Linked DNA regions of Mus musculus: all the other regions are linked to region 2. A link is a loop called in an ENCODE intact Hi-C map of the cell type or tissue named here. Cell type or tissue: left cerebral cortex. All regions are shown on one strand. Links, peaks and the distances in the headings refer to the core of each region. The heading gives the core; the rest is flanking DNA.

Region 1 (7,830 bases), core at 1,566-6,565, 70 kb before region 2:
ACAGATTACAGCACAGACTACCCGAAGTCCTTATCCTTAACAGGGGTCATTTATTTTTCTCTGTTTAATTACTTAAGGGTGTGAGTCGAGTACTTGCAAGTGAAGTTATACAGATCATTAAACAACCTATGAGCCAAGTTTTGAACCAGTTCCACCTCTGGAAAATTCACTCAATTACCTGCGGTCTCAACCTTGTTTGCAAACTGAAAAGGTGAATTGATGGTTGTTAGGGGATCCAGGTGCTAAAGTTCTGTCCATCTGAGTTACTTCGTGGGAATGCTTCCTGTGATTGGTTTATACGCTCTAAGGTTGAGAATATATTCCATCTTACAATCAGCAGAGATATTCTCTCCCACTCCCCAGACACAATTAATAGGTAGTTAATCCCATGCTTTCCACTGCCTCATCTTTCCATTTAGAACTAGAATCTAGTAATCACATAGTGACAAATGTTCAAAACCAATCTGGATATTTCTACAAGTCAAGAAAACCAATACTTACATAGTGAACAGTTTTGCTTACATATCTCTTCCCTGCTTGACCCTATACACACCACACTGATTTTGATGAAACCATCAAAGAATGGGAACAGACACTTTACTAGTACTTGCAATGCATACTGAGTAGCTGCTATGGTTTGGACACGGAATGTCAAGGCTTGAGGCCTAGAGCGGTGCAATTGGGAGAGTGGAGAGTGCATGAGGCAAGGCCTAGAGAGGAGAGTTTATGTCATTTGGGGAATAATATATGTTTCTCCTATTTCCTTCTCCCTCCTTCCTTTCTTCTGAGCACCATGAGGTAAGCAACGGTCTACCCTACATTTCCCATCAATGTGCACTTGCCTTGTCACAGGCCCACAAGGCCAACTATTCAGAAATGGAAGCCCACAAAGGCATAAACCAACAGAAACCTTTTAATCATTGAAAGTGGATTATCTCAGATTTTGAGTTACAGCACTGGATAGCTGACCAACACCCGTGCACATAGTTTCCGGGAGGTGACTCATGGAAACTTCATTGTAACCTTGTAAAGTTAGCATTATTGTTGTCCCCACTACGTTGATGAGATGAAAACTGAGCTCACCTCACTTCACAGAGCAAGTGAGACCTAAAAGCAGTAGAGTCTGGGCTCTTAACCATGTCATCCCTCCCAGTCTAAGCAAAGGGGAGATGTTACTTCTCTATAGTCTTCTCTTGAGTCTCCTGATCACACCATTATGATCAACCACATCCCGAGCTTGACAGCCACAAGAGTCTAGAATAACCAGACACGTCCGAGGTAAGAAGGCTGACTCCGGTAAGGGAGGCTTCAGTCAAGCTTCTCCTAGAGGACAGGGACGGGCACTGATGTCAGTTCCACTAGCAGACATCTACTGATCACTGCAGAAGCCAGGCTGACGTTGCAGCTCACACCAAAGAAGAAAGGGTATCACTGAGATGAAAAACTAGAGCTCCTGTTTTCAGGCAGTTCTTTCTCTGTGCCTTCTTCAGTTAAGGTTTCTTAATTACTTCATTAAGTTGGCAACTGTCGTCAAGGTATCTTTCTTAGATCCCCACCCCCCAAATCTTAATACAGTAATATACCCAAGTATCTTGTTTGCAAATCCTTGATCGTTAGCCATCATTGTACAGTCAACCCCATGCTTTTTCTCTGCCCTGATACAAAAAGCTGTGGTAGCCACACCAACGTTACAGCCATTGGATTGTAATGCTGAGTCGCTTCCCTTCTGGGCACTCATTTATTTGCTATGGATTCATTGAGTACTTATTCTGTCCCAAGCATCATTAGGACTGATCTACTGAGATAAGTGGATCATATCTCTTACACTTATAAAATTAAAGTCTTGAGGGAGGGGGTCATACTAGTCACCTCTGCCATAATGCAGGAATGCACTATACTGTATCAACAACATATGTGTGGTCTCTGGTGACATGAGCATCCCGAGAATGGCTTCCCCAAGGCTTTGTGGGGGACTTGATGAACTCTACACATTTTATTTAAAGGCTAACTAAGAGTCTTGCTGTGAAATAAGGGCATTCTAGACGGCAGAGGTAATCTGGTCTCTAGCATCATAGCAAAGACCTGTTGAACACACGGGGAATGTTCCAGAATGGCAAAGGTTGCAAGAGATGACATGCTCTAAGGACTGAATAAAAATAACCAGAACTCCACATGTGACTAAGCTCAGCAAAGTTTGTCTTTGTTGCTGTTGTGACTCTTCCTTATATATCAGACACTGCTGAACTGCCAGAGCTAAGTACAAAGTCACAGTGTGGTTTTGTTTATTTTGTTTCTGTTTTCTTGCTTGCTCTTTTAGTGCATCTATGTCTTTATCTAAGACCAAAGGCAAAAAGCGAAAGAGATAAAGGCTCAAGAGCTGCACTTCACCTTGTGGTGCCTAGAGATTATTTTGATGCCTGGTGAAGCCGTGTGGTTATTTTCCTGGCCATCTTATAATCGGCCTGTGTTTTACTGTCTTTTCATTAATATTTCCAAGCGTATCTTTCACTTTCAGTTTTGAGTTAGTATTTGAAAAATCATGTTACTTATAGTGTTAATTTAATATCTTTCTTAAGAGCAGCAGTTCTCATCCTGTGAGTCGCAACCCCTTTGGAGACCGCAGATCAGATAACTCTATGTCAGATTATTTGTATTATGATTCATAACAGTCGCAAAATTACAGTTTTACAGCAGCAGCAAAAACTATTTCATGGCTGGGGGTCATCACACCATGGGATGTATTAAGAGGTCGCAGAGTTAGGAGGGTTGAGAACCACCACTCTAGAGCGTCTCTAAATCTGTGTCAGGTTCGAACCTTTTTACAACCCAGATACTCCAGAAAAGAACAGAAAACAGGTTTTTATATCATCTCAACATACCAGTCACCATCTAAACAGTATGCTATTATACATAGAGAACCTACTGCGTGCACAGCCTAATAGAACTCCAGTCTGAGGTAAATGGGCATGGAAGGCCCCAGGAAATCTCAAAGTACAGCCAGAAATGTTATGCTACCATAGTGGAAACTGCACACTAGACCCTGAGATCTCACACTTAACATGGGCGCAGACAGAGGAGGCACCGCAGAAAGATGCACAGAAGAAAACCATCGGAGATCTGAAGAGTAGTGATACCAGTGTACTCCAATAAAGAACAGTTAAGTTGCAGTCTCTCAAAACATTTCCAAGGCAACTGACCATAGACTTCAGTTTTGTATTGTTAGGAACATGGAGGTCTCATTAATCAAGATATCATGGAGGTCTAAATTTTTAACAAACTCAAAGCAGCCTAGACGACTCTGCAATCATTTCAAAAGTGGAATCAGAATGGAGCAGGAGCTAACAGAGAACTAACCAAAGGAAGGAAGGAGATAATAAGGTCAACAGACCCAAAAGAAGTTCCATGGCCAGTTCAAACTCTGAACTCGGCCACCTCCCTGGTGAGGAGAGTCTGATGGTGAAAACCAAAGTGTGTGTGTGTGTGTGTGTGTATGTGTGTGTGGTGTGTGTGTGTGTGTGTGTGTGTGTGTGTGACAGAGAGAACAAGAGACAGACAGACAGAGATAGAGAGAGAGAGAAACCCATAAATAGGATTTCATTTTATCATTTCAAAGACATCTGGAGGTGGGTGGCTGCTGGCATTGATTTAGTAATTCAGTTATGTAAGGACAGTCTTATGATTTTTCTCATGCAGCATAAGATGGTCACCATAACTGTAGGCAACATGGCCTGCTAAAATATGAAAATATGAAATATAAGATATGAAAGTTTCCCCATACTTCCTTGTCAGCCTTCGATTAAAGAATGAAAGTAGAACTTCTGAAAATTCGTCTGTCTGTCTGTCTGTCTGTCTGCCTGCCTGCCTGTCTGTTTTGTCCCTGGAGGAGAACAAGCCAGGAAAGAACGAGGTTTGGAAGTAACTTGGAAGAAGTGCATTGCTTATGGTTTTTACAAACGGTGGAAAATTACTGTACTAAATCCTCTAGCAAAGTTGTTGTTTTTTCACGCAATTTGGGAACTCTAATGGCATCTGCAGTCAGAATCGGAATAAGGGAGCCATCATGCCATGTTCCTGGTAATGCAAATGTCCCTGAAAGAATGCAAAGAGAAAACAGCAAGAGCACTAAGGAAAGCCCTGCATCTGGACGCGGGAAAATTATATGAAGCAAGAACCAGGCCCAAGTGCAGCGAAACGGGGCATCTAGAAAGAGCGCCTCAGGCCCGCCCTGCCCTTGACCTTTGTCCAACTGCAGAAGATGTAGTTCCTTCTGCTTTAAGATCCTTCATCCTAGAAGAGTCAGCTGAGTTCTGTAAATGTGTGCAGGGAATTGAACACATCCAAGGAGCTGAGAGCCCTGATTAGAGAAATCTGTCTCGGAGCATGAAGCCTTGAGTGGACACTTCACTGCCATCATCGAGAGGCGAGTGGCTTAGTTCACTGTGGATCTTACAGTGGCGTATTTATGGGCATCTGAAGTACTCATTAGGAGGGCTTAAAACATCCCAGACAGAGAAGCTCTGTTGTGTTTTAAATAACACTCGTAGAAGGCTGCTCTACATCACAGGTTAAGTATATCATAAAAGTAGCTCTTATTTCCACTGATATGTACTTCTGAACAGACATCTAGGGAGTTCTGGTGTGAAGACATAACTTAGAGGCAGCCCTTATTCAACTTTGAAGAGAGCTACCAATGTGTCTTTGAATTTTTAATCATGTCTAAATCCCATGAAATCTCTGGCTTTAAATATTCCATAGAATTGAGAAAATAACAAAGAAAGATGCCAAATAGCAAATGTCAGCATTTCTGAAAACCTAGCCATGGCTGTAAACAAGCCACGGACAACACTTCCCGGGGCCTTAACAGTGTATTTGTGTCAAGGAAGCATGTTACCGAGAGCCACACTGATTAATCTCAACGCCGTTCCTGAGCCGCAACACCGCCAGAAGACATGACAGATTGACGGGAGGAGCAAACTATTATTTTTCCTCAGTGGCCAATGCTATAACTGTTGAAATCATAGCTGGGAAGAAGCAAGCTCAATCATGTACTTCCTGTGTTCTTTCGCGCCAACTGGCCAATAATTTTCTCACTGAAGTAAAACTTGAGGGAGCAACCCACAGAAGTGAAGCAATTGCCCACTATGAAAGATAGCTCTTTGCATGTTAGGAGTCCAAGAAAAGGTGCCAATGTGCAAAACCCCAGAAAAAAATTGAAGTATATATTCTCAAAGTCAAATAGAATATATTCTAAGACGCCTAAATAAGCACTGCCTCTTCTTAGACATCATATGAAAGAACCGAGATGCTTGTGGCCGCAAATATTGTCCACAGAAAATAAACAACTATCCTATCTTCATTTGTGAAGATGAGACATAAGAACAATGCCATCAGAGTAACTGTCTCCTTTAGCAGAGCAGCATCATTGTGCTTTCTAGTGAGGAAAGTCACATTTTCACTTAAAAGAGGGGAAGTGAAGGACTCACTGACATGGGGAGAAAGGATGGAGAGACCAGCACTGGGAGAGAACAGAGAGCAAGGGAATGAATTGGACCCTTCAGGCTCCCTTGCCACCAGTTATTGGCTCCCCTTCAGTTTCAGCGTGGGGTTTGCTGTGGATTCCAAGATAAACTGGATTGCTTTTCGTAAGCCAAGACTTTTTAGACATTTAGTTTCTGACACAATGAATGAAGATTATGAGAGAAATCTGGCAGAAGTCTCTGTCTATGACAGCTCTTGTCTTCTGGCTTCTGCCTCAATGCACCATGGTCTTGGGGGATAGATTGATTAGTCAGGAAAAGAGATGGCCTTGTGAGGAGCCCTATTTCTTTCTCTGTGTCTCCATGCCATCCTGACCGGGTCTCCATGCTATCACCCATCTCTTTCTCTGGCTCTCCATGCCATTCTGACAATGCAGTTCTCATTCCATCTGCCCTCATGCATCACCACGGATGCTGCAAAACTCCCTGAGTCTCTAAGTTAAACTGACATCTTACGCTGAATGTCAAACTTTATATCTCTACTTACTAATATTTAAAACTCAAGACTTGGGACTAGGGAGATGACTCAGAACACTGGCTGCTCTTCCAGACAACCCAGACTCAATCACCAGCCCACATGGTAGCTTATACTCATCTAGAACTCTAGTCCCAGAGGATCGACATCCCTTTTCTGGCCTGCATGGCCATTGCATACACATAAACCACTCCCTATGTAATCCATCACTGCCTTGAGATCTATATATTCTATTTGCATAGTCTCCTATGTCTCTCTCAATTCTCTCCCCAGTGGAAAATGGTTCTTTACTACTGGAAAGTGTAATTCCTTGTTTATGAACAGTGGCAAGCAATTGCACTCGTGGTCATGCCAAGAGAGGGAGCATCACTGGGGTCGAGGATCTAGTTTCTGGGTGTTTTCAAATGTTTGGCAGTTGCTCCCGGAGAACCAGAGAGAGTAACTCAGTAATCCTAGGAAGTCTCCGAAGTTTCAAAGCTATGATTCATTTAACCTTACTTGTAACAATCTTAGCTTACTTTGCTCACTGTTAAACTTCTAATATCATTGTTGCAGAATAAACATCACAGTTTGTTTCTTAGGAGGCAACATTAAAGACAAAGAAATACAGGAAATGGGAAGGGACTGGTGCAGGTATTACATTGCACTCTTACTGAGTAAAACACTTAGAGACACAAGACCAGATCTATGTATTTAGAAACCTGATGTTTAGAAGACACTCTGAAATCAAGACTTCTTCCCCACACCTCCCCATAAGCAGCTGTTGTTGTACTTGCAACTATGTTTTTATGTTTTTACAAACTACTAATGCCGATATGAATAAACTGGTGCTTTGCCCGATGCATAAATTGTGTTGAAAACTTCCATATTCCTTCTAGAAGAGAGTAGAAATACACCCATGAGTAAAATTGGCTTATTCATTCTAATCACCGATGGTGAACTTCCACATTATAGATACAATAATGACATGATATGTATAAAGATAAGTATGAGAAATTATATTTAAGTACAAGAAATTACATGTATAAAGTTATAAAGTTAAGTATAAGTATAAAGTTAAGCATAAGTATAAAAGTTTCAATTCCTTAACTGCTGTTGCTTTGAAAAGGACCCAAACCACTAGCAATATGTTTCTGTTTTGCTTATTCTCAGAACTCAGGGATCCATTGCTCTCAAAGAATAGATTTTCCTTCAAATTAGGAGGTATGTATTTCAAGAAAATTATTTTATTGATTTTAGTATCTAGTTTTTTTCTGAGCAAATAACCACATTGTAGATTAACTAAAAATATAATTCATCTTCTCTCTGTGTGTGTGTGTGTGTGTGTTCTGTGTGTGTGTGTCTGTCTGTCTGTCTATCTCTCTCCTCTCTCTCTCTCTTCTCTCTCTCTGTCTCTCTCTCTGTATGTGTGTGTATGTGTGTGCTTGTGTGTGTGTGTGTGTGTGTGTGTGCGCGCTTGTGTGTGTGCATGCGCACACATGCCCATGGGGGGGGGGGATCTTCAAAATGTCAAGTTCACTCCAGTTTGAGGAGTTGAGTAAGATTTGTCTTCCCAAGTAACTTGTATGCTCTATAACTTGACCCCTTTGATTTTTATTGCAAATTCCATTTCTCATGGTTCAGTTTTAAAGAAGAAAATGTCAATGCTATTGGGTACTAGAATAAATATATCTCCAACTATACACGACCAGAAAAATAAAACTTGAAATTTTTATTCATCTCACAGATGAATGATTTTCTTATTATTTGCTGTCTTCTAATGACTACAATTGAAGAGTAAATGCCCTGTCAATAAAAGGCTGAGTTGGGTTAAAATAA
Region 2 (7,830 bases), core at 1,448-6,447:
TGGTGACGTGCTTAGAATTTAAAGTCTCGGTTTCTCTATGTGTTCAAAAGGCAAAATCCACTTCACTTTCTCCTCTCTCAGATGTTTTCTTTTTCCCTTTCTCTCACTTTAAATCTCTCAGCTGGCATCGCAGGCAGCTGCTTTCTCTCTGTGTCAGAGCAATCAATATATGAACATTTCTCAAAAGCGAAAAAGCATTTGGGTTGCAATTTGCTTTCTCAGCTGGCATGTATGTGCACAGTCATTTGGATTTACATGATGATGATAACCAGCTAAAGGCAGCACGGCCTTCTGAAAAGGCAACTGATTCAAAGATAACAGCTATGCAGCCATTTCTCATCCAGGCCCAGCTGCCTAATAATAGCATGGTAAAATTATTAATGAAGCACTGTCATGGCTGGTTAGGGAATGTGCCATCCAATTAGATGCAGTTTTAAATTCACTCTGGGCAAACCACTCCCTAGTTTTCTACCACCCATTCTGGTCTTGGTTTCAATGCTGCTGAACCACAGCCTTTGTAGACTACTCATTAGCATGCAGAATAAGAAACAATTGCTTGGAACTGGAAACACAGAAGCCAGACATTTGGCAACATCACACAGAGTTCACTGCTGAAGTCAACTGGCAAAGCCACTCTGGGCTGACAGGAACTGCCTCTGTTGTCATGGAAACACGGATGAACTGTGTTAGTAAATAGTTTGGATTCTCTCACCTGCCAAGACATAAATTGAACATTTACTGTGGAATTTTTAAGTCTATCTGAAAAATGGACTATTTGCCAGTAAATATTTGAAATCTCTCCTTGCTTCAGAAAAAAAAACCTCCCAAGCATTTGGAAATGCACTGGAATCCTTAGGTATCCAAACACAACTCAGTTTAATTGTGTGCAGAATGTTGTGGGTGGAGTTGGGGGTGGGGCAGTCGCTCTCCATTCTCATGGTGGCTTTTGTTGTCAAAAATCCTCATCTACAAGTTCACGGACAAAAGAAAATGAACGAGAAGGGTGTGGGGGTTATGCTAATTATTGCAGGAGATGGTTCTAAATATGTGTTAATGATTCAAGCCATTTCTTAGTTTTTCTTCAAGCTGTATTTATTCTGAGTGTCTCCTGTGCCCACTCATTGACAAATGAGCCAAGGAAGGCTGCCTCCTGCACACTTTCGCCTCAAACATCCCATTGTGGGAATTCTTCTGTCTTGATAATTACATTAATTATTAGCCTTAATTTACAAATGCATCAAGTATGACAGAAGAAAAATGTCTCCACTAAGGCACTTCTGGAAAGAAGCCATACTACAAGCCTTAGATCTCAGCATACTCAGTCTATCTTCTGGGGACATTCTGTCTCCTTTAACCTTCTCCCTGTGACTCTCTTCCATATCACGCTGAATTATATTTTTCATAGCAAGTGAAAATGTTTGGATTTTGCTCTGTCCACCAATTTCTCATCCAACAGACACTGTAGCATGTTCTTCTTCCTTGGTGACTTCTGACAGAACAATGCAAATATCTGCATCCATGTGTTGTACTCTGAAAAGGGAGAGGCGATACAAAGATAAATAAAAAATGTTTTCTCTTATGGCAAGGCTATTCTCATGGGAAAAAATGGTAGGTGCCTTAGAAAAGGTAAAACAGAAGTGCAACAGCAGCATTGTGAGACATATGACACATGGTTAATTTTGTTTAGGGATTGGAAAATGTCATACTAGGACAGTGTTGTCACTATACTCTAAGGAGTAACAGAGGATTGGGGGAGGGGGGTGAAAACATCATTTTCAAAAAGTTAAACTCATCTCTTTTGTTCAGATGGAGAACCTACCAAATGTTTTATTTGACTTACACAAATTCATATGCTCAGAAGTCACTCACATAGCTATAAACAGGAACCCTCAATTCCCAACAATTCACCTTCTACCAACACAAAACTGAAAGACAGGCCAGTCAGCTCCTCCTGCACCACTATGACCAATCAACCTTGCAAGCCCGTTTCAATTCTGAACAATTCTCTCTGACAAAGGAAGAAACAAGCATCCTGGGTTACAGAGACTATACACAAGACACAGACAGTAAAAGGCGGAAACTTGGATATGCCTAAAACTCAAACATTGAGTGGAAAGTGGTCAACGAAGCCATGAAAAGCCATCTAGGTCATTAGAAACAGGGGAAGGCTATTTGAAAAAAGCCAAGTTGAAAGATTTCACATGTGATACAAAGGCAGATTTTGTTCACAGGCAGTGGGAAGACATTAAAAGAATTGTAAACCTTAAGGCATGAAAACTAGAAATGTTGATCTCAGAAGAAGACAGTACAGCGGTCTCCAGAAGTCAGAGAACAAGATTGAAGATCAAAGGAGCAAGTTTGACTCTTTGAGGGCTTCCTAAGCAGTCTCCATTCATAGCCTTGTCTCGTGAGTAGTTGCTGTCATATATCAGACATATATATACACTAAGCATGCAAACCAATATTTATAATAATAAATCATAAATTTATTTTAAAACAGTCCTTTGGCATATGAGTAAGTTTAACACTCATTGAAGACAAAGCAAATTTCACACTAATGAGATGAATCTTCTTGTTTACTTTTACATAATAAATAAATAAGTCTTGGCTGAATATCTGATCCTGCATCAGAGAGTATATTCAATATTTTTCAGTTGATCAATATATTGATTTCACAATTATCAGTGCTGAGAATGATATATTATATAAATACATAATAAAGTGGCAGATGTATATTAAGAGTCATTTCAGAAATTGTTAGAATTCTGTTCTACAAGCCAAAATTCACTTAATGATTTTGAGGGTGGGGTGAGAATGTACATCCTCCCATGTCAGGGTGGAGCAACTTCAGATGTCAAGCTAAAACAGTGCCTCCTACCTTTGCTTTGAGGCAGGGTCTCTCATCAGCTGGGAACATCTCCAAGCAGGCTTTGAAGACTGGACGGGAAGTTTCCAGGGATATACCTATCTCTCTCCTTCACCATGGTTACAAGCATGGACCAGTGCACACAGACTTTCATATGGTCTTAGGGATCAACCTCAGGTCCTCGTACTTGTGAGGCATCTGTTTCACAGGATGAGCCACTTCCCACCCACTCACCCCCATTTGATAGTAGATAGTACTTTTTATAAGATTTAAGTCATCAATTCAAACAATAATTTCTGAACTCAGATATTCTAGCACTACAATCCAAAGATGGACCGATTTGACACATGGGTCCTGAGGAATCACATCAATAGACCTTTACATTCTGCAAGAGCAGGAAACTCTGCACATACAGTAAACCTTGGTGGCCCTGCATGGCTGTGTGGCAGGTGTGCACTGTGCAGTCATCTGCTGTGTTCACACCCAAAGCTACAGTGACCTCTCGTGGCACAACACACAGCCTCAAACAACTCAGACTCACTAAGTTTGACTACTTTTAGTCAATCTTGGGTCCTCGCAGGCTCAGAACCCTTTCCCTGAGGGTTGTTTTTGTATGGCTTTACATTGAGTTTATGTGACCACCAAACCTCCCATATGGGGACATAACCCATTTTAAGCAGCTGTGTACTATAGCACAAGGCAGTGAACTAGTTTACAAGGACTTGTTCTTGTTTATCAAGAACTCGAAAAGAGTTCCAACAGTTCTCAGCCCAAAAACATAATAAACATTTAAGGAGCCATAAAGGTTAATCTCATGATGGATCCGAGCCATTGTGAATATGCACCTAGTACTCATATTGCACCCCAATAAGCAATGATCACGCCAATTCAAAGGATAAGAGTATGCTATGGGTACCCCTAAAACTTAATCTGTTCAAATCTCCGTTTTCTAGAATTACGAATTACTTGGGGTATTTTAAATATAATACGTGATTTCTTCTTGTTAGATTTCTAAATTCCAAATAAATATGTATGCTTGAAATATGTATCTCACTTAATCATAGGTCTCTGTTCGCGGCCTCAGAGCTACCCTTTCTCATGTTTCCCCCAGCTGCTGTACTTGAATCAGACTCTGAGCTCATGGCAACCTTATGGCCCTGGTGTTCACGCAAGGACATATGTGGGAGCCTACATGTTATGTAAATAGAAACATAATGTCCTTTGTGGTTTCTAGTGTTATTGTACATAAACATATGTACAGAAAGTTAGCATGCATTTTAAACATCTTTTAAAAACATTTTATAAAATGAAATCCATCATTGATACATACTTGCTTGTGACCAAGTAGCAGACATAATAGATACTAACTATCCTTTATCCCCGTTTGCTTCCTATGCAGAAGAGACTTTCATCTATGAATTTTAACCTAGAAAAAGGTGATGTGGCTTAGGAAACTTCAAGCAGTCCTCGAAGATTGTTTTAAAGCCATCCCCTGGGAGACTCTGTTTCCGTTATGCCAGAGTGCTAGGATCATTTTCTGTAACTGAACAACAGTCATGTCCTAGAATTCAAATGACCAAAAACTCAAAAAAAAAATCGTAATTCTGAAATATGATGGCAAAACAAAATAGATGTCACTTCAATGTCTATTTCCATTTCAATAAAAATAATCACTTTTTTTTCAAGATAATCAGGAGGCAATTTTTGCATGCATGATTTTAAACATCCTGATAATGGAATCAACGGCTGTGCCTGACATTACCACAAAGTAAAATAGCAAGACTCCCACACACTGAAAACAGACCGAGACTCCCACTTGCCTTTGCATTCGGTGCCTTGTGACCGTGACATCAGAGATCAGAGCATCTCTCAGAGGCTTCATTGCAAACTCTTGGAAGAGCAGATAGGAAAAAGGAGAACTAAAGTATTATAAAGATATTGTTGGCTCTGTAGATTTCTTGTGAGTCAGGAACTTTCAGTGGCCCCAGACTAAACACTGTGAGAAGTGTGCTGTTGCGCTCACTGCCTTCCTATCTCTCCACACGCACAGACTTGGAGCCATGAATATGGGACAGCATGGCCAAAGTCATTGTGCAAAATTAAATAAGAGCTACCACAGAGCAGATTTTTGCCCCTTAACATTAAAAAAAAAATTTAAAGTTCTTGGGGGAGATTCAAAGAGAAATTATAGGAAATATTTTCTGTTTACTCGTAATATTTCAACAACTAGACAAAGCTTAGACACTAACATATTCTGAGATGCCTCTTACCTACTGAATGAACAATGCTATGGTGGGCCTTAGGTTGCACTGAAGTAAGACTAATTCTACATGTGCCCACATGTGTGCTCAGGCTGTACAAAGGGTAGGCGAGGAACATTCAAGCACATGTTTCCTGACCTTCCAAATGTGTGCTGTCATTCAAATGACAACCCAGGTATGACGATAAGGGACCTAGAAGAAACAAATAACAAATACAACAGAGAGAAAACCAGACATCAGATCCAGGTGACCTCCAAAGGCACTGTCATTTTCTGAGTTAAATTTTCAGACAAAGACTCTTCATTTCTCTAATTAGAAATTGACTGCCCTCGCAGAGCTGCCCTGTGAGAAAGGGAACCCACAAACTTATGCTGTATAGGTTGAGATTTGCTTTGAACGTGCTGAAGGCAAGTTGATCATATACATGCCCGAGAGGTGTGAGGGTGACGAAAACTCCATGCTCCAGCCCTACCACTTCATAAAAAGAACCTGGGCTCTCGTGCATGAGAAAGGGGCAATGAAATGGGCATCATAAGATGTAACACTGGTTATACCAACAGGAACTTTACAATTTAAAAGGCAGATCCCACTGCATAGAAAAGAGGGCCTATCCACATTGGGATGTGGAGACTTGGGCTCTGGGATGCACAAGCATAGAGGACTTGAGAAGGTAAAGATATGAACCAAGGTTATCCCAAAGTCAAGAAGTGCGGTGACCCTTCAAAAAGCATGGATGATCTAGCTTGGCTGAAGCACAGACAGGCTTTGTGTGTGCAAGTGTTGCTCAGAAATGGTGCCTGTGCTTTCCTGTAAAGTCCAGGCTGAGGACCAGTGTGCCGTCAATTCTGGGGCACATTAGTGATCTGAAGTTGGAGATTCCTGCACCCAACTACTTACCTAGGAGACTGAGGAAAGATGCTAGTGAGAAGCCTCCATATTCAGTTCAGGCATGCAGCAGACTGAATCCTGAACTGAGCCCTGGCTGTGGCATTAAAGGGTGTGTTCCAGGCAGGAAGTGCACAGCACACTACCAGGTGAAAGCATTTAAGAGATAAAGATGTCAAAAAATGTCTCAGGTCCTGACACTCGTCCATTAGGGAAATGCTGGCAACATTAATATTAATAGGGTAGAAAAAATTGATTTGAAGTGAAAAATAATGGTTGCTTGGCATCATAAATTTCAGATTTGAGGTTAATTACCCATTTGAAAATAAGGAATAGTGTCTGAGGTTCATACTGCCTATTGTCCTTAAGTATTATCTTAGTGTCATACGCTCCAGTGTGGGGAAGAGATACAAAAGTCTTCCATGTAGCACAACAAATAGCTAGATTTTATTGCTGCATTTTTTCTCCCAAAATAAATATCTGACGTAATGCAATATCTCTGCATAATTTTCAGGCTAGTACAGTCTTCCACAAAATCTACTTTTCCTTGCTGAATAGCTTAAACCTCAAAATGATAAAGAGAAAAAGAGAACTAAATGACGCTATAAGAGAACATGGCGATACAATACCTTTATGCCTCTCTTGGTACATGAGTTCCCGTAGGCCCTCCCCCACTTCACCAGGGAGGATGTGTCTCACGACATGATTTAGTTAAATTATAAATAGCCTATTTAGGTGCATAGATCCAGGAATAATGCCCACAAGCTCCTTACTCATGAATTGTCAAGCTCTTAGCTTAGTTTAGAATAGAACGGGGGAATAATACATCTGTTCTGCTGTGGAAGGAGAGAGGACATTTTTCAAAGCTATCTGAGACTGGAAAGAAAGCACACCACTAAAAATGAAAACTTGCTTTTACTGCTATTTTTGCTAGTATGAACTGGCGTTCAGCTGAAGGAATAATTGAAGCTATATTTTCTGATATTTAAGTTTTATTTAATGAATTTTGAACTTGATTGCAGAATGCTAAAAGTACTCAGCATTATTCAGAACATAGCTTGGCACAAAGTGGATTGTCATTTAAGTACCTCTACCACCAGCACCAGTACCACCAGCACTACCACCACCACCACCACCACCACCACCACCACCACCAGCACCAACAACACCAGCAGCACCAGCAGCACCACCCCAGCACCATTATGAACTACAAATTTTAGATCATGAAATTTTCTTCCACTCTTAAAATTGAAAAGAGGCATTTGTATCTTATAATCCTCACAGTAAAAAGGAAAGAATAAAACTGAAATTCTCTTTAATTCAAAGTTTTATGCAAGAATAGTCCTTGGTTACCATTAACTGTACACTAGTTAGGGCTTCTATTGCTGTGACAAACTACCATGACCAAAAGCAACTTGGAGAGGATAGGGTTTCTTTCCTCTTACAACTCTCCAGTCACAGTACATCAGTAAGACAAATCAGGGCAGGCATACAAGGAAGAAACTGGAGGCAGGAACTGAAGCAGACACCATGGAGGAGTGCTGCTTTGCTTACTGGCTGGCTCCTTCCTAGATTGCTCAATTTGTTTTCTTACACCACCCAGGACCACTGTCTAGAGGTGGTCTGCTCCACAGGGGGCTGGGCCCTTCCAAATCGGCATGCTGATGGGAGTCCAAACTGCTACCACCACTGTGGAAGTCACTCTAAGGGTTCCTAAAAACCTGAAAACAGACATTCCACAAGATCCAGCTATACCACTCTTAGGCATATATCCAGCAGACCCTATGTCTTACCTGCTCATCCATGTTCACTGTTCCT
Region 3 (7,830 bases), core at 1,756-6,755, 61 kb before region 2:
CCCAGTATTCCTTTGTCTGCATCTTTTCTCTTCCTCTTTAAACACCCTTCAACTTTCAGTACGTACCCTGCCATCCTCAGTGACTTCAGCTATTCTCATCACCTGAGCCATCTCCTTCATGGGGGCTCCGGAAACCCCTGTATCTCCCATCTCCAAAGCTCTCCTGCATTGCAGCACAAGTACAACAGACCTAACCCCCTTCCAGTGCCTTTCCCCTGAGCCACATAGGCACCGACTTACATGGGAATAACTAAATCTATTTGTGTCTTCTGCAAAATACCCTTTCTAAATTAAGTACAGTATTTTATCTAACACCTCCTAGTGGGGTGCAAATGTTAGTGTGGATGTGACCATGACTCCACGTTTTATATAACCAGGAAGTATCAGAGCAGGGGATTTACTGTTCTAATAGTGTGAACAGGACAGATTTCTGGGCACAGCAAGCGAGGCTTTCTTCTCAGCAATCAGCTGACACTTTCTATAACTCTAAAAATTTGGAAGTATTTATTGACTTGGGATACTGCAATAAATTTGTAGGATTAAAATTAAAAGCAAATATATTTTCCATCATTCACATTAACAAAAACCATCAACTGGCAACATAGTTAAACAACCAAAAGGTCACATTTCAGACAAAAACATAGCAACTATAGCAAGACTATGCTGTCTCAAAGTGCCAGAGAGAGCCTCTCCAAATAACTATCATAAATTAATGGGGTATGGTAGACAGAACACTAAAGTCTCACCCTTTGCACCAGAGTTAAATGGTATCTGTATGATTTATTAATTGCTGGGGTTCAAACAAGTTAATGATAGCAGACACTGAGCACTTAGAGCTGACTGACAGTTTTTAAAGTTTCTCAACTGACAGTTCCCACAAAGCCTTGCAAGTGCCACACACCCTGTTCTGCAGTTTCAGATGAAGCACTGAAGAATAGAGCAGAGATGGAGTCTTTCACTCCGATCACAGTTGGTTGCTGACCAACCTTGTCTCAGACCCACGCTGTCTAATCCCAAAGTCCATGAGCTAAATGTCATGTTGTGCTCTAAAAGTCTATTTCCAGAACTGTGACTTAATTAATATAGTCCATGAAAATACCACTATATAAATTTTAACTAGTGAATGGAAGATCCAGAATCGTTAGCGAACTGAGAAACTCCATAGAACATTGTCTCTCTTTACGTTTGAATTATACTGTTTCCTTAATAGATTTGAGAAGACTTTTCCCTGTTATTAAAGGATTAAATTGAATGTCATGTTTGGGTCTTTAAAACTGCTATTTAGGGTCCTCAAAGATATCAATAAATATTCCCTGAAATTGAGAGAAAGCTCTTGGATGTCCTGACAAATGTTACCTATTCAAGTTCCCTGCAGAATAATACAAATCTTGAAAGTTTGTACTATGGGCTAACTGATAGGTCAATTATCCTATGCCATCATTAAAGGGAAATAAGCAATCAGCTATTAAAATAAAACTCCAAGGAAGTTAGATTTTCAAGTCATTAATAAAGAAATTTCGTCCTGCATGAAAAAAAAAAAAACCTAATACTTAAGTCCTTTATCATATACATTTGGGATATAGTCCTCATTCTTTGTTTACCCACTTAAAACTCATTATTTTTACTGAGTAATTACCATGCAAGACACAGCATAATATGCTACAGATACACTTTGGAGACAAAAATGTCTACTGCTCAATGGGGAAGATTTTGACATGACCTTTATAATCCACATGATAAAAGAAATATGATGTCTTTGAAGTATATGGGAATGGTTTGCAGCACACACTGATGGCTATTCTAGTCCCATTTCATGACACAGAAAGCAACATTTTTAAATGTAGATGACAAACTAGATGTGAAATATTAGCTAGTTCCAAGGGCTTTATATAGGGTTGATTCTGTGTCTCCATTCTTCCTCAAGGTCTCTTCAGCCACAGCTCAGCCCAGTGTCACAACCAGCACTGAAGTTATTGGGCCACTCTGAAGTTATCTTATTGGGCCACTCAAATACCTAAAACCATCTGCTTGTGCAAAGCGGACTTGAGGCTTTATGTTGCAGGAACTGGGTTTATTTTTAGGTGTGTCAGATTCTAACTGAAGAAAGAATTCTAACTATCCCATAACATTTAAAGATATTTCCCCATGCCATTTTAAAACAGATAAGAGTTAGATGCATGAGTAGAATAAGGGAGTTAGAATCTTTTCACTTTCTCCTTTAACACTGACACACTTTCTAGGTCTTCCCTTTTGGGGGCCTGCTAGAAGAGGTATGCTACTTATGTTGCTAGGCAGCACAGCTCATGGTGAAAAATAATCTGATTTGCTTATTCCATCAGTAACAGGAGGAACAAAAATAAATAATTAATTCTCAGAGGCATAGCTTTAGACTCTTGGAAATGCCAAAGGCATGCTGCCGATGGAAACATTGTGGGAGATGCTTGCTTCTGTGGCCAGGGCAGGAGTCAGACCCAGTTCATGTGAATCATCTTTCATAGTGTCACCTGGAACACCAGAGCATGGTTCTTGGCTTGATGTACAGATTCAACATGGACTCAGCATGAGTAGTCTACTTAGCTTTCTGCATCCTGTCTCCTTAAATAAATGAGATGCAAAAAGTGACTTACAGCAATTCTGAATCTTATTACATCAGGAATGAACTGCCTGGTCCTAACACCAAGGCATAAAGTAAACAGATAATAGAATCATCTAAAATTAATTAACACTCACACCACGAAAACATTTCAGGTTGTTCTTTTTAACTTTAACTGGCTTATACAGTATCCTATGTAAAGAACAAAATGATACTCCAGACACATAGTAGACACTGAAAATTGATTTATTGAATAACTGAATAAATTATTTAATGCATTAAAGACTGGATGAAGAAGGAACTGAACTCTGCAGTCCAGTGACTGAGCATCATTGGAACCTCAGTTCTCGAGTCCCATTTAATTCCAGCCCTCCAGGTCTTCTCTTAAGACTGAGTTTACTCACATATCCAGATCTCTTCCCGCACCTTCCCTCAATTCGTTTTGTCCTGAAGGCTGACTGGACTAGAACCTATCCAAGGACCATCTTACCCTACAGCTTCAGACCCAGCCAATAAGGCAAGCATTAGACACTGGAGAGTCTACAAGGATGGAGGGCTGAGATGGTCATGCTTCCAGATTCCTCTCCAGCTGGCTCAGCAGGGGAGCTGCAGAGGCCACAGCAGGCTTGGCTGTGAATAGCCGATGATTATTTGGATACAACGCTGAATACAGTTAAAACAACAGAGGCTTTAGATGTGGCTAAATGATTCACATTGTTTCGTTTTGAATTGTTTCACTATACAGCCCCAACTGGCCACAAACTTAGGATTCTCCTGCCTCAGTCATGCATGCCACCACCTTTAGCTTGAATCTTAAGTCTAGGGTTCACTGTTGCCTGAGCAAGTAAATGAATCTCTCAGAGCTTATCAGAGCTTCTGCTTCTCCTTCAAGTTACAAACAACAAGACCCATTCTGAAAACTTAATAAACATCAAAGATAATGTATACTAGTGTTTACATATAATAAATGCCACTGGACACACAATAGTAGGTTGTAGCATCGTTTATAACAGTTATAACCCCAAAGCTATTATACAACATTCCAGCCCACCAATCATTTCCTAAAGTCCATTCAGAAAGACATTGAAATGCACACTATTGGATACTGTAATTATTAACTGTGACTACTGTTTTTTCAGAAAAGTGTTTTTATTATTTCTATGTGTTGATGATATAAACCAACAGAAGAAAAAAAAAAGTCACTGTGCTTGTTAGTGTTTGTGTCCATTTGACCTGAACTGGAGGGAGCCTCAATGGAGAAAACCCCCATCAGACTGGTCCATAGGCAAGCCCATGGGATATTCGCTCAGTTAATTAACTGATGACTGTGAGCAGTGCCATCCCTGACAGGTGGTCCTGGGCTGTGGAAGGAAGCAGGCTGAGCAATCATAGAAAGCAAGCCACTAAGCAGCCTTCCTTCATGGCTTCTGCTTCAGCCCCTACCTCTAGGTTCCTGCCCTGAGTTCGTTCCTTGGCTTCCTCCATGAAGGGCTGTAAGCTGTAAGGTGAAATTAACCCTTTCCTCCCGAAGTTGCTTTTTGTCTTTATCACAGCAATGGAAAGTAAGCTAAAACAGCTATGCATTCCATATATGTACTTCTTCCTTAGAGTAAAACGTGATTCAGTTTGAAATCTCAAGCTAACAAGGAAATGCCGCATTAATTTTATTCTGTCCCCTATGAGGATAACACAATATGACAGGCTTTATCACGTATCACTTTTCCTTAACATTAAAGCTATTTTTGTAAAGTTGCCAAGATATTTGGCACAGTTGCCAGTCCAAATTAGGAATATGGCTTTTCAAAGTACAAACCCTCAGTGAGCGAAAAACTTTCTCTGGCACTGAGTTTCACACAACAAAGAACAGGAAGAGACATGATAGTTCTGTTTCACTTCTCAGCATGCATCTAAAAAAAGTCTTTAAATAGACCTACCAACAGTACCAGTCTCTATTTAATAGCCGATATGCTGTAAGCTTTGATTGTAAGGCTAGAAATGACTTATTAATTCCAGTTCTTTTCTTCCTTCCTGTCTCCCCCAAAGACGTAAGGAGCCACCCTGATACCAAAGGACAATGTCTGACAATAGCCCAAAAGTTTGGAATACCCAAGATTCAATTCACAGATTATATGAAGTCTAAGAAGGAAGACCAAAATATGGATGCTTCAGTGCTTTTTAGAAGGGTGGACAAAAGACTCACAGGAGAAAAAAATGGGGACAAAGTGTGGAGCAGAGACTGAAGGAAAGGCCATCCAGAGACTGCCCCACCTGGGGATCCATCCCATATACAGCCACAAAACCCAGACATTATTGTGGATGCTGGGAAGTGCTTGCTGATATGAGTCTAATATGGCTGTCTCCTGAGAGGCTCTGCCAGAGCCTGACAAATACAGAGGCGGAAGCTCACAGACAACCATTGAGCCTAGCCTGGAGGTCCCCGATGGAGGAGTTGGAGAAGGGACAGAAGGAGCTGAGGGGGTTTGCAGCCCCATGGAAGGAGCAACAGTATCAACAGACCAGACCCCCAGGAGCTCCCAGGAACTGGACCACCAACCAAAGAATACACATGGAGATACCCATGGCGCTGGCCACATATGTGGCAGAGGATGGACTTGTTGGACATCAGTGGGAGGAGAGACCATCAGGCCTGAGTTGGGAAATGTCAGGGCAGGAGGATGGGAGTGAGTGGGTGGGGGAGCACCCTCATAGAGGCAGGGGGTGTGGGATAGGGGGTTTCTAAAGGGAAGACCTGGAAAGGGGAAAATATTTGAAATGTAAATAAAGAAAATATCCATGGGGAAAAATTTACAATGTCAAGTTTAAAATGCATAATTATTACATTTAACCTTACAAAGAATGCTTCTTTCCTTCTTTCTTCCTTTCTTCTGCTTTTAAATAAAGGATTACACCAAGAACAGTTTGACAAGGAGGAGCCTGGGAGCCTAAAAGACAAACATCATCAAATTCATAGTAGGCTGCCCAGGTCCAGATATTAGCAAAAGAATGTCCCATTCTTTGAGTGTTTGTTGAACATTGAATCCATGTGAAGATTTCGGGCCTGTTTGAAGCATTCCTTTGCCTGGTAATTTTTAGAAGATGCTATTACAAAACATGTGAATCCTGGGTCACTACTGAACACCCAGATGGCCTGCCAGGCACCAGAACAGGTACCCATGCCAGATTTATGCCTGAAATCCGTGGGCTTTGGACACAGAGAGGAAGGACAATTCATTGTATTCTTTTTTTTTTTTTTTTTTTTTTTTTTTTTTTTTTTTTTTTTTTTTTGTCTCTGGTACATGGACATTGAAGGAAAAGAAATAAAAGGCATGTATGTAAAACAAGAAGCAAAAGAATTCTTAGGGTCCCATTCAAGCTTTGGGCTCTGCGGAGAACAAGAGAGAAGTGCATTGTGGGTAGATGCTCCAGTAACTATTTCCAGAGTGTTCTTTCTTAGCTGCGCTGGAGCAGTGCCAACTGCTTCATGTCAAGGAAAGAGAGTTGGACCGAGGAATATCCTATTCACATGTGTCCCAGCCCCATGCTGACACCAAGGACTAATTTCCTCAGAAGTGAGAGAAACGATCTTTAATTCAGACAGCATTCTCACTCCTACCAAGGCTAGTTCCTAAATAAGGATATGGATAGGAAGGAAGACAGAAATTGGAAAGGGAAGATGTGTCAGAAACGCAGAGACTAGGCTCAAAAGGACTGCTGAAAACTTATAGAATTTCCATGAAAGGCATGCTTGGCAGAGGAAACGCACAGGGATGAGAACAGGGATGTAGGTAGGGGGAAGATAAGCCCAGCTCCAGCAGACACCTTGCCAAGAGCTCCCAAGGTTTGTGGAAAGATGCAGCCAGTCGGTAACATCTTGGGCGCCAAAAGCCAGACCACTCAACATCTGGATGACCATAGCCCACCAGTCATTAACAATCAGTATTTCTGCTTCCTCATCTACAAAATAGAGATCACAGTAGCCCCTGCCTCTCAGTACTGAGGTGAGGTTTTCAAGGTCAGTAATGGAAAATGGACTAAGTAGTAACTGGTAATTTGGCAGACCCCATGCCTAATACATCTGGATATAGGTTATGCAAGAGCCTGAAAGCCAATCGGAATTTCCTGTTTTATCTATTATACCAAAGCAACTGGAGCTATAATTACCATACTTCCTACAGCATTCCATTCAAATCATATAAAATGAATAATAGATGGGATTGTTTTATTACATGTTTCAATATTACTGTATTGACAGATGTTCATGTTTTCGTAAGCTATGGTTGAGCTAGACTTCAGGGAAGTTCCATTCCATCATCAAACTGAAACTCTCACGCTCTTCTTGAGGTTGTTTGCTGTCACCGTCGAAGATGATTTAGTTTGGTTCTATTTTGGCTTGTTTTTTTTTTTTTTTTTACTCATGCCTTCTTTGGGGTACTTCCTTTGTTAACTTTTTCCTACACATATCCATCACAAAAAAATGATATTAGGCTTCATCATGACACCTTCATACTTGCTTCCTCGAGTCCAAGTATCTCTGTGACATATTTGTGACATGCCTGGCGTCCTTTAGATACCTACCCAGGAGGAGTGTCGCTGGGTCACATGGTAAATATGACTTCCATTTTAAGGAAACTTCATGCATATACTTCACTTTGTTTGGAGCTGATTACTAAGTCTACACTTATAGAACCAGGCCTAGATAGTGTCAGTTACTAAAAATATAATCTAATGATGGCAGGTACTATGCCACCCCCCCCTTTAAATTACAATATTTTTATTAGTTCTTTGGCTTTCATACAGTATATTTCAATCATACTTCTCCTCCCCCAACTCCTCCCATATCACTACCCTCCCCCTATCCACCCAAATTGGTGTTCCCTTCTTTTTTAAACACATCATGCCCAACTTGTACTGGCTGTCTTCTTGAACACGTGGTCTTCTCCTGGAGCATGGCCAACTTACCAGGGGCTATGCTCTTAAGGTTCCCCTCTTTCTCTCCCAACAGCGATCAGTTGTCCACACCCCCTCAGCCAGGAGTGGGACTTTGTGTCTACCTTCCCTCTCTGTCCTGGAATCTGGTCCCACATGAGCACAGGCAGGTCTTGTGCATGCTGTCACAGGCGCGGTGAGCACATACAGGCAGCTTCACTGCTGTGTCCGCCAAATACTGTTTCTGTGAACATGCACACCACCTCTGGCCCTTACGCACTTTCTGTCACCACCTCTGAAATGCTCCCCGA

What was found. A loop is a pair of places that touch in the nucleus more often than their neighbours do. Peaks named below come from ENCODE experiments on the same cell type or tissue, not always from the same donor. Only the 100,000 strongest peaks of a DNase experiment are listed, where the experiment ranks them.
Region 1: a loop joins it to region 2, with 2.2 times the contacts of the local background. A loop is called at or near these places in 4 of 42 quality-filtered maps.
Region 3: a loop joins it to region 2, with 1.9 times the contacts of the local background. A loop is called at or near these places in 4 of 42 quality-filtered maps.

The regions. Positions count from the first base shown.
Region 1 is chr5:103,090,744-103,098,573 of GRCm38, forward strand. The region is part of intron 2 of Mapk10 (mitogen-activated protein kinase 10); the gene reads right to left. Among named protein-coding and RNA genes, the nearest start is that of Mapk10, 120 kb to the right of the region's middle. In left cerebral cortex, for the core only: no CTCF peak of the experiment used is centred there; DNase peaks (open chromatin) are centred at 3,634, 5,006, 5,701 and 6,024; H3K27ac peaks cover 4,280 bases.
Region 2 is chr5:103,160,833-103,168,662 of GRCm38, forward strand. All of the region lies in intron 2 of Mapk10 (mitogen-activated protein kinase 10), which reads right to left. Among named protein-coding and RNA genes, the nearest start is that of Mapk10, 47 kb to the right of the region's middle. In left cerebral cortex, for the core only: a CTCF peak has its summit at 3,373 (motif pointing left); DNase peaks (open chromatin) are centred at 2,982, 4,705 and 6,066; H3K27ac peaks cover 2,226 bases.
Region 3 is chr5:103,099,891-103,107,720 of GRCm38, forward strand. All of the region lies in intron 2 of Mapk10 (mitogen-activated protein kinase 10), which reads right to left. Among named protein-coding and RNA genes, the nearest start is that of Mapk10, 110 kb to the right of the region's middle. In left cerebral cortex, for the core only: no CTCF peak of the experiment used is centred there; DNase peaks (open chromatin) are centred at 2,050, 2,377, 4,403, 6,109 and 1 more place; H3K27ac peaks cover 3,793 bases.